Linked DNA regions of Homo sapiens: region 2 is linked to region 1. Evidence: read pairs that join two places in POLR2A ChIA-PET (ENCODE). Cell type or tissue: GM12878. All regions are shown on one strand. Region 1 overlaps FAM13B (family with sequence similarity 13 member B). Region 2 overlaps PKD2L2 (polycystin 2 like 2, transient receptor potential cation channel).

What was found. ChIA-PET counts read pairs that join two places held together with the same protein. Peaks named below come from ENCODE experiments on the same cell type or tissue, not always from the same donor. Only the 100,000 strongest peaks of a DNase experiment are listed, where the experiment ranks them.
Region 2: POLR2A ChIA-PET joins it to region 1 with 7 read pairs; 6 of 35 experiments call an interaction of 5 or more read pairs at or near these places.

What each region holds. Positions count from the first base shown.
Region 1 is chr5:138,025,587-138,030,586 of GRCh38, reverse strand. All of the region lies in intron 1 of FAM13B (family with sequence similarity 13 member B), which reads left to right. Among named protein-coding and RNA genes, the nearest start is that of FAM13B-AS1, 4.7 kb to the left of the region's middle. RefSeq lists enhancers at 1-195, 1,517-1,646. In GM12878, no CTCF peak of the experiment used is centred here; a DNase peak (open chromatin) is centred at 2,150; H3K4me3 peaks cover 3,642 bases; H3K27ac peaks cover 2,705 bases.
Region 2 is chr5:137,933,419-137,938,418 of GRCh38, reverse strand. PKD2L2 (polycystin 2 like 2, transient receptor potential cation channel) reads right to left here. Exons shown (of 15, transcript NM_001300921.2): 13 at 2,510-2,622; 14 at 1,992-2,099. The coding sequence ends at 2,009. It overlaps FAM13B (family with sequence similarity 13 member B), which reads left to right. Exons shown (of 24, transcript NM_001385994.1): 24 at 1-459. Among named protein-coding and RNA genes, the nearest start is that of PKD2L2, 46 kb to the right of the region's middle. In GM12878, no CTCF peak of the experiment used is centred here; a DNase peak (open chromatin) is centred at 3,098; H3K27ac peaks cover 1,591 bases.

The sequences.
Region 1 (5,000 bases):
ACAGACATTAAACAAACACAAAATGAATATGTAATAAAACTTGTGGTAAGCCAGGCTCACGCCTGTAATCCCAGCACTTTGGGAGGCTAAGGCTGGAGGATCAGTTGAGCTTAGGAGTTTGAGGCCAGCCTGGGCAACATAGGGAGACTCTCTTTACAGAAAAAAAAAAAAAAAAAGCCAGGCATGGTGGCATGCTCCTGTTGTCCCAGCTGCTCAGGGAGCTGAGGTGGGAGGATTGCTTGAGCCCAGGAGTTTGAGGCTGCAGTGAGCTGTGATGATGCCATTGCATTCCAGCCTGGGGGACAGAGTGAGACCCTGTCTCAAAAAACAAAACAAGAAACCTGTGATGAATATTTTGGAGCCAAGGAACGCCACACCCTAGATAAATTAATAAATGAGACCATTAGTTTGAGTGGGTTGAAGAAAGCCTCTCCAAGGATGGGACTTGAACTGATGATAGGAAGGAGGAAGCGTGGGAGAGTGTTCCAGGTCAGTGAACTAGCAAGTATAAAAGACCTAGGCTGAGGAAAATGTGGTAAGCTGACAAGATAATTTGATGACATTTACTAGATTTCTACTAGAGAAGGAAATATTGCAAGTCTTTTATTTCAAGTTATTACCTAGCTTCTAGTGTATATTTTCTTTTCCTTGTATATATAATGTATAAAGATTCTTATCTCTTGCTTTAATTTTAAGAGCGATGTCTGTCAAGTTTCTATTATTGCCCTTTTCAGGAACAGAATAGAAAAAGTTCAGTTTTGTTTACCTATTCTTGAAAATATTTCTCTACTTTTTGCTTTTGTGTGTCAAGCTGCTGCTCTTTACAATTGAAAAGTAAAAGTAAAAATAAAACTGAAAACTGCTTGTTGATTGACATAGTAGGTGCTGAATATCATTTTGCATTGGGGTGAGCAGGGAGGTGGAGGAGGTTCTCTATGGTCCTAATTTGGAGCAAACACTGGTCACGTTGGATTTAGTGTTTGGAAAGGTGTAAAGGAGCTGAAATTTAGAATTAGGTAAGATGGGAGTTTTTTTCAATAGCAAAAGCAGACTGCATTATGATTGGTTGTAGAATCACTTTGAAACTATTACTGTTGTAAAATATTCTCTTTTTCTATTGAGAGGAAATATTCTAGTAGTATTTCCATAATGATCTTTGGCCAGCAACTGCAAAACATTTCCAGCAACTACAAAGTATTTAAGTGCTTTATGAATTACTCTTGGTGTGGCTTCATGTATTTCAGTGACATTTTAAACAAAATTTTCACTGAGAATTGTAGTTGTTGCCTAGAAGGGGCATCTACTTGTAAGATAGTAGACTTAGAGTTCTAGTTGCTAATTCAGTAACTTTGAACCAGTTTCTTCAGCTCTCTGAGCTTGCTTCCTCTTCTGAGAAAAGGAAGGGTAATCCATTCTCCTTATTTCACCGGATGGTTGGAGGATTCAGTTGGAGAGTGAACTGGAAAGTACACTGGAAATGGTAGCATCAGTTTCAGTATTGGGGTTCTGCTATTTAGTGTTCAACTGGGGAAACAAAAATGAAGTCATTTTTTTTTTCTTTTTTTTGAGACGAAGTCTCGTTCTTGTCCCCCTGGCTGGAGTGCAATGGCGGCGATCTCGGCTCACTGCAACCTCCGTCTCCTGGCTTCGAGCGATTCTCCTGCCTCATCCTCCCAAGTAGCTGGGACCACAGGCATGTGCCACCATGCCTGGCTAATTTTTGTATTTCTTGTAGCGATGGGGTTTCACCATGTTGGCCACGCTGGTCTCAAACTCCTGACCTCAGGTGATCCGCCTGCCTTGGCCTCCCAAAGTGCTGGCATTTATAGGCGTGAGCCACTGCACCTGGCCTAATTTTGTATTTTTAGTAGAAATGGGGTTTCATCATGTTGGCCAGGCTGGTCTTGAATTCCTGACCTCTGGTGATCTGCCCACCTCAGCATCCCAAAGTGTTGGGATTATAGGCAGGAGCCACTGCACTTGGCCATTTTTTGCGTATTTTATGGTCAAAGTTCACAATCTAGTGGGGAAGATATACAAAAAAAGTTTAACCACTGCTTTTTTGTTCATGTACCAGCTTCCCTTTTTTTTTCAGTTTTTATACAAGTCTGTGCAAAAAGAGAAATGTTTTAATCTCAGGGGACCTATCTGGCTAGACCAAGTTGTAGAATTACGCATAATACCCCTTACCTGAAAAAATGAAGTGTATTGTAGTTTCGTATTAACGAGCTATGAAAAATGATAAACTAGTCTTCTTACTCTTATCAGTCTAGTAGGCCTTGCCTGTGCATGTTTTCAGTGGAGAAAAGGTATATTAATATTTCCCACGTTGTTGCAAGAAATAGCTTCTACTCTTTTTTTTGGTTTTATTTTTTAAAGCAGTGAAATTCCCAATCTTTTAAGCAATAGAGCCCTCTTTAATTTAAAAACTTTCTAGTCCTGAATTCTGTATTAGTTATACTTTGTATCTGATAAATTACTTAATGGCCAAGCCAGTATGAACTTAATAACAGATTAAGTGATTTGGTGTTTTCCTGATTGTGTTAGTCCATTCTCACACTGCTATAAAGAACTGCCAGAATAAAGAAAAGAGGTTTAATTGTTTCACAGTTCTACATGGCTGGGGAGGCTCCAGGAAACTTACAATCATAGTGGAAGGGGACGCAGGCATGTCTTACATGGCAGCAGGCAAGAGAGCCTTTGTAGGAAGTGAAGGGGGAAGAGCCCCTTATAAAACCATCAGCTCTCATGAGAACTCACTGTCACGAGAACAGCATGGGAGAAACTGCCTCCATGATCCAATCACCTCCTTCTCTCCACACGTGAGGATTACAATTCTAGATGAGATTTAGGTGGGGACACAGAGCCAAACCGTATCACTGATCAAAGTAGCGTCTATGAACATTTGATAGGTAAGTTTATGCACTATTGAGACATTCGTTCAGCTTTTCTGTTAAGTATGTCAGACAAATTATGCTTTGGTCAGTTTCTCAGGCCAGGAGGGAACCACTAAGTTAGCATATTTGCCACTTTTGTTGTACCATACTTGTTCAGTTAGAATGAAAGAGGTGCCTTTTGCTTCAGTGAATTATTTGGAGCCCCAGCTAGTAAGAAGCTGAATGTCTAGAGCAGGCATAAGTTTATTTTCTTTTAGTTTTGGTTTAATGATGTAAAGTCAAATTAGCAATAGTCTACAAACTTATAAATCTCTATCATCTTTATTGAGACCCAGCTTCCTGCTGGCTTTTCTGACTTTGTATACCAGTGATAATAGGGATGTATTTATGTAGTTTTTTGGCTTTAACAAGTAGTGAGATAGCTCTTTTAAACCTTTCTATGTGAATTGTATCCTATTTTGTCAAAGCATTTGGGCAAATGTGAGTTTTATTGTTTCTTCCTATTCTATTTGAAGGTAGAACTTTTTTACTTCAATGTGGCACTTTTTCTTGGCACATCTTTTTGAGTCATTCTGTTGCCCAGGCCCAGTGCAGTGGTGCAGTCACAGCTCGCTACAGCCTCAAACTCCTGGGCTCTAGAAATTCTTCCATCTCAGCCTCCTGAGTAGCTGGGACTACAGGTGTGTGCCACCACACTTCGCTAATTTATTTATTTATTTATTTATTTATTTATTTATTTATTTATTTATTTGAGATGGAGTCTTTCTTTGTTGCCCAGGCTGGAGTGCAATGGCGCGATCTCGGCTCACTGTAACCTCCGCCTCCCGGGTTCAAGCGATTCTCCTGTCTCAGCCTCCTGAGTAGCTGTGATTAAAGGCGTGTGCCACCATGCTCAGCTAATTTTTTACTTTTAGTAGAGATAGGGTTTTACCATGTTGGCCAGGCTGGTCTTGAACTCCTGATCTTGGGTGATCCACCCGTCTCGACCTCCCAAAGTGCTGGGATTACAGGTGTGAGCCACAGTGCCTGACCAATTTTTTTTTTTTTTTTTTTTTTTTTTTGAGACACGGTCCCTCTCTGGTGCCCACGCTGGAGTTCAGTGGCATGATCACAGCTCACTGGAAGCCTCTACCTCCCTGGGCTCCAGTGATCCTTCCACCTCAGCCTCCCGAGTAGCTGGGACTGCAGGCGCATGACATCATGCCCAGCTAATTTTTGTACTTTTTTGTAGAAACGGGGTTTTGCCATGTTGCCCAGGCTGGTCTCGAACTCTGGAGCTCGAGTGATCTGCCCACCTCGGCCTCCCAAAGAGCTGGGATTACGGGTGTGAACCATCATGCCTGGCCTCTTTTTTCATTTTCTTCAGCTTTGTTGAAGTATGGTTTATATACAACAGCATGTCCAGCTCAATACGTTTTAATAAATATATTCATATGTAACTATCACTGCCACAGTTATGACATAGAACATTTTCATCACCTCAAAAAGTTCTGTGTTTCAGTTTTCTCATCAGTAAAATGGATATAATGAAAGTATTTGCCTCCTTTAGGGTTGTTGTAAGGATTAAATGAGTTGATATAGTTAAAGTCTTTGAAATAGTGCCTGGCATATTGTAAGAGCTCAGCAAATGCTGTCTGCTATTATTATCTATAGTATTGATATTGGTGCTCTACCCCTTTTTAAAAGCCCCTTACTACTAATTTTAGTAGATAGTTAAAGTGTAAAGATTCTGTGCTATTAAGAAAGGTACGTTTCATTTGTCAAAAATCAGTTGATTGTAGATGCTGTTTTGGTTAATATAGCTCTGTAGTATATTTGTAAGTTGGCTAGTGTGATGCCTCCAGCTCTGTTCATTTTCTTCAGGATTGTTTGTGTTAATCAGGGTTTTTATGCTTTTGTACAAAATTTACGGTTGCTTTTTCAGTTTCTTTGAAGAATGTCATTGTAATTTTGATGGGGAGTGCATTGAATCTGTAGACCACTTTGGATTGTATGGATATTTCAACAATATTAAATTTTTCAGCCCATGGGGGGAAAAAGGGGTGTGTGTGCTGCTACTATGTATGTGTATTTTTGTATATGTAAATGAAATTGAATGGAATG
Region 2 (5,000 bases), 92 kb after region 1:
AATTTTATGTGCACTGTGTATCTTATATGAATGTTTTATTTTATATACCACATGCAAAAATGTCCATATGCACTATTTAAATGTTTTAAATAATATATTCCTTCTTTATAATGCTAAATCTATATGAGTACCATATTTTTATAAGTCAGTGGTCTGACTGGTTTCATTTTAGAATTAACAGCTGCTTCAATATGTTATTCAATGTTAATGTTTGGCTGTGAGTAGAATATGTAAAAGTGGCATGGCAGCACTTATGCTCTGTGACAGTATTGTGTGTCATAGTTGAGCAGTAGCTGGTAGAATTAGGCAGTTGGTGATAGTTTTACTTTGGTACAAATAAAAACTGTATATCTATATACAAATAATATATAGATATATATGTCCACCAGTATAATGGCATTGCTGTGTCTGGCACTTCATTGTACAGACTTTTATAATAAAAGAACTTGAAAGTTCTAAGTCATTGTAAATGTATGTTTGTTTTTCCACTGGGCTTAAAAAAAAAAAAAAGACCTCAAGTGTTCCCTCAGCTTAGGCTTTGTTTAAATGATCCCACCCAGGGGCGATGGTAGGGAACAACAGGGTCACTAAACTATTTGGCTGGCTACAACTCTGGGAAATGGTAAGACAGGGAAAGGCCATGTTGTTCATTCCCTTGTGCAGATCTAGGGAGAAGCCGCAGAGAGAACAGTTAGCATTTCTTGTTACAATGAATTATCCTATTAAGAACACTGGATGTACAGTCTCTTAAGAGAAGAGCTTGTCCTGAGGAAGGTGAGTAGTAATCTAAAAATGTCTTTATATTTGAGTTTTAAAATTCAGGAACTATTGAGCATCAATGTGGAAGTTGAGTGCTGAGGTCAAATGATGTTGCTTGGGCTAAGAGAACATATGGCTATCGTAGGGGGGCTTACATAGCCTAGAAAAATTAGAAGAGTTTCTCTCCAATTTCCAAAATGCCAGCCACACACAACTTTCCAACCCTCCAAATAAGGCTGTTACAGCATCCTCATTTACACTTTCCAAACATAACTTATGACAGTGATACGCCTACCCTGCTCTGTATTTTATTTTTGGGAAACCTTAAATGCATTACACCTTAGAAATGGTCTAGGTAAATTTCCAGTTTGAAGATGTTAGTGAGATTTCTGTAGGTGGCTGGGGAGTTTGTTCTACACTTTGGCTTTTTCCAGAAGGCTTCAAATTCTAAAGAATGGAGGGAGGTTACTTTACTTGGGTCTTATATAATGGTTTCCCAGAATCCTAAGCCTTTATTAATTTATCTGTGGCCAAAGGAATTCAGAACATGGTACCTGACGCACTTGATAGCATCAATAGTTTTTCTACTCTGTAACTATGAGAAAACTGTCTTTCTCTACCTACTGACTGAACTACTGGAGACCTGCCGCCTGAACTAGAAGCATTTTCTTGTACTTTCACTTTTCTAGAATTTGATAATAAACCTCATTATAAAATCCTTTGTACCAGTGTGTGTATACTGGAGGCTTGTCATAATATGCATGGATTGTATAGTGAGTCCCTGTCAGAGGCACTTCATTCTGACCCTAAGGATAGTTTGATGATAGGTTGTTGAGTACTTTTTAAAGTGTGCCTGAAAAGGGCACAAGTTTATGAAGTAATACATGAATAAGAAATGCTCAATGGGCTGGGTGCGGTGGCTCACGCCTGTCATCCCAGCACTTTGGGAGGCCAAGGCGGGTGGATCACGAGGTCAGGAGATCGAGACGATCCTGGCTGACACAGTGAAACCTCGTCTCTACTAAAAATACAAAAAATTAGCTGGGCACGGTGGCGGATGCCTGTAGTCCCAGCTACTCGGGAGGCTGAGGCAGGAGAATCGCTTGAACCCGGGAGGTGGAGTTTGCAGTGAGCCGAGACCACGCCACTGCACTCCAGCCTGGGCGTTAGAGCGAGACTCCGTCTCAAAAAAAAAAAAAGAAATGCTCAATGATTGCATCACAGATTCTTACCTCCACTTGTCTCAATACTATAGAGCTGAAACCTTTCTCACCACTTGATTTAGCTTCAAATTGATGTAGTGTAATTCCTTCTCCAGCTCCACAGCATATAAAAAAAGTCTAGAAAATTTCGAAGGAAGTAGAGAATGAGTCAGTAATAAACTTTCATGTATAGACAGCAAGTTACTAGTGCGAAATGCTTTGGGAAGATAGAATTGTAAGCTCCTAAAACATGCCTCTTGTGGCCAGTTATAGATCTAATATTCTAAAGCTATGTGGAGAACAGGATCTGTTATGCAAATCAAATATAGATGGCAGTTTCTGTTATTTAGAGATAACAGGGATGTAATCAAAAGCTTCTCACCTTGTAAGCAAATGGAGTCATATGCAACTTTAAAACTGGATAGAAAGTAAATAAAGGCATCCTAATAGAGTAAAGTTTTGGGTTCAGGAAAATAATGTGTTTAACTCATGTCCTTAATGCGCATGTCATGATATCCCATAATAGTCTGGTTAGAACATAAGCTTACTCTCGAAATTCTTCTTGAGTGACAGGCTGGTAGTCATCTTGAATTTCCATAGAATAATACTTTTTCTCAAGCCTCTCTTTCCATTTTTTCATCTGCTCTGCGTTTTGAATCTCCTGTCAGGGTAGAGGACAAGTAAAGGCTGCAATCTTTAGTTCTCTATTTCAAGTCTTTGGCACACAAGCATCACAGGATTGAGGATCTTAAGCTGTTCTCCTCTCCAGCCCTCAGATTTTGAGCCCTGCTGACTTTTTGCCCTGCCTAGATTTTAGATCTGTGCATCAGCAAAGTCACTTCAGAGGACTTGATTGGTGTAATTGCTGTCTAGCATAGTTAGGGAAGCTTTGTAAACAAATTATAAATTACATTTCACTGCCTTTTCCCTTTAGCATCTCCATCTAAATTATTTTCTCTTTCTTGTGATCAAAGCTAAGATGTTCTTTCTGTACCTCTGTTATTTAGCAAATGTAACTAGTAATTAGATTCAAAGTGTATCTGTGGGTATTTTTGGCCTTCCCAGCAGCTTCTCAGTCAGATGACTTCAAAACCCCCTCTTTGTAATTACTGCATTGGTTAGTCAATGTGTGTACTCCAGTCTGTCTACGTATCCAAAAACAAGCCCTTTGTACCACAAAATTTGTATTGCTGAACCTTCCTGTGCACTGTTCTCACTACCACCTGCTTTCCTTACAGTGTCCAAATACCCTTTTCCCAGCTACAGATAAAAAGGGCCTGTGTGTTGTGGAAAATAACCATAGCACTAGAAAAAGGTAAAGAGGAGACAATGCACCCAGATGTGATTCAAAACCTTCTCAGTAAATTTGTATGATACTTCCCTGCTCCAGCAATAATGCTAGGTAGCAAAGTGGATCCCTTTATAAGGGTTATGATTACCTTCCTCAGAGAGGATGGTGATGCCTAGTGCCATACACTCTGTGGTTGCTTGATAAGTGTGTACTCTTCTGGTCAGAGAAACTATCTTAGAGAGTGCCTTTCTTTAAACCAACATTTTTTTTTCTTTTGTGTGTGTGTGTGACAGTCTCACTCTGTCACCCAGGCTGGAGTGCAGTGGCACGATCTCGGCTCACTGCAGCCTCCCACTCTGTCACCCAGGCTGCAGTGCAGTGGCACAATCTTAGCATTCGATGTGGAAGTTGAATGCTAACCACCCCTCCCGGGTTCAAAGGATTCTCCTTCCTCAGCCTCCCGAGTAGCTGGGATTACAGGCGTGCACCACCACATCTGGCTAATTTTTGTATTTTTTTTTAGTAGAGACGGGTTTCGCCATGTTGGCCAGGCTGGTCTTGAACTCCCAGCCTCAAGTAATCCGCCTGCGTCGGCCTTCCAACGTGCTGGGATTACAGGTGCGAGCCACCGCGCCCAGCCTTAAACGAACATATTCGAAGTAGGAAAGGATGGCTTTCAATCCTAGTTTTGTTTTGGACACATTATAGCACCCATGGTTTGGCTCATTTACTAATACTTTTAATGTGCTAAAGTGGTAGTCCCTGAAACCATTTCTAAATGACCAGGCCAATTATAAAGTGGATGTATTAGTAATAAAAGTAAAATAGACTATGCATAGTAAACTTATTTTAAAAACCCGTCTCAGCCATCACTCTTTTTGTGAAGCCTTCCTTGACACTTAGAGGAAAGTGGTACCTTTCCTCATAAGCTGAGCACCAACTCTTTGGTGACCCTTGCTCCAAGCTCCTACGTCCTGCTCGCCCTACCACCTTCCCTTGTGGTAGCTGCCTCCTGCAGTTAGTTGTCTCTGGATGATCTTCATGTTCATATTGGCCCTTACACTCCTGCAATATCTCAGAAGCAAATTCTGTATACCAAACTCCCTCTTTTTAAATTACCTAAGTGATTTCTGTTTTTCTGACAACTCTTAACTGATGAATAATTGGTAGCAGGGGAGACCCAAAGAAATAGACCCTCATAGATTGCATGCTTCCACCAAGGGGCACAACAATTGACTTAAACTGAATTTGAGACTGCCACTTGACCGTTTGGGATTCCTCATGCCTACAGAACCAGCAGGGAAAGAAGTGGTTATTTATGTGTTGAGGTGATTGATGCGAATTACCAAGGGGAAATTGGATTACTGCCACAAACTAGCACAGAGCAGACTGTGCCCAAGGGATTCTCTGGTATGCCTCTTAATACTTAGATGTCCAAAAGTAAAAGGTAATGGGAAACCACAGCATTCTGTTAAAGGCAGGACCACTGAGAGTTCAGATTCTGAACTAATTAAGGTTATTCCTAATGCAGCTGGCTGAGCTCTTGGCTGTAGGCAAAGGGAATGATACGGAATGGGTAGGAGAAGGAAGTTATAAATACCAACTGTAGCCTTGTAATCTGTTACAGAAACAAAGACTGTAGCCCTATTCCTATTTCCTTCTTTGCTTGTTATGTGTATATTTTCTTTCTCCTTTATCTAAGGAATACTGGTGGTGGCTAACTGTAGTTTAAACATTAGGTTGCAAAG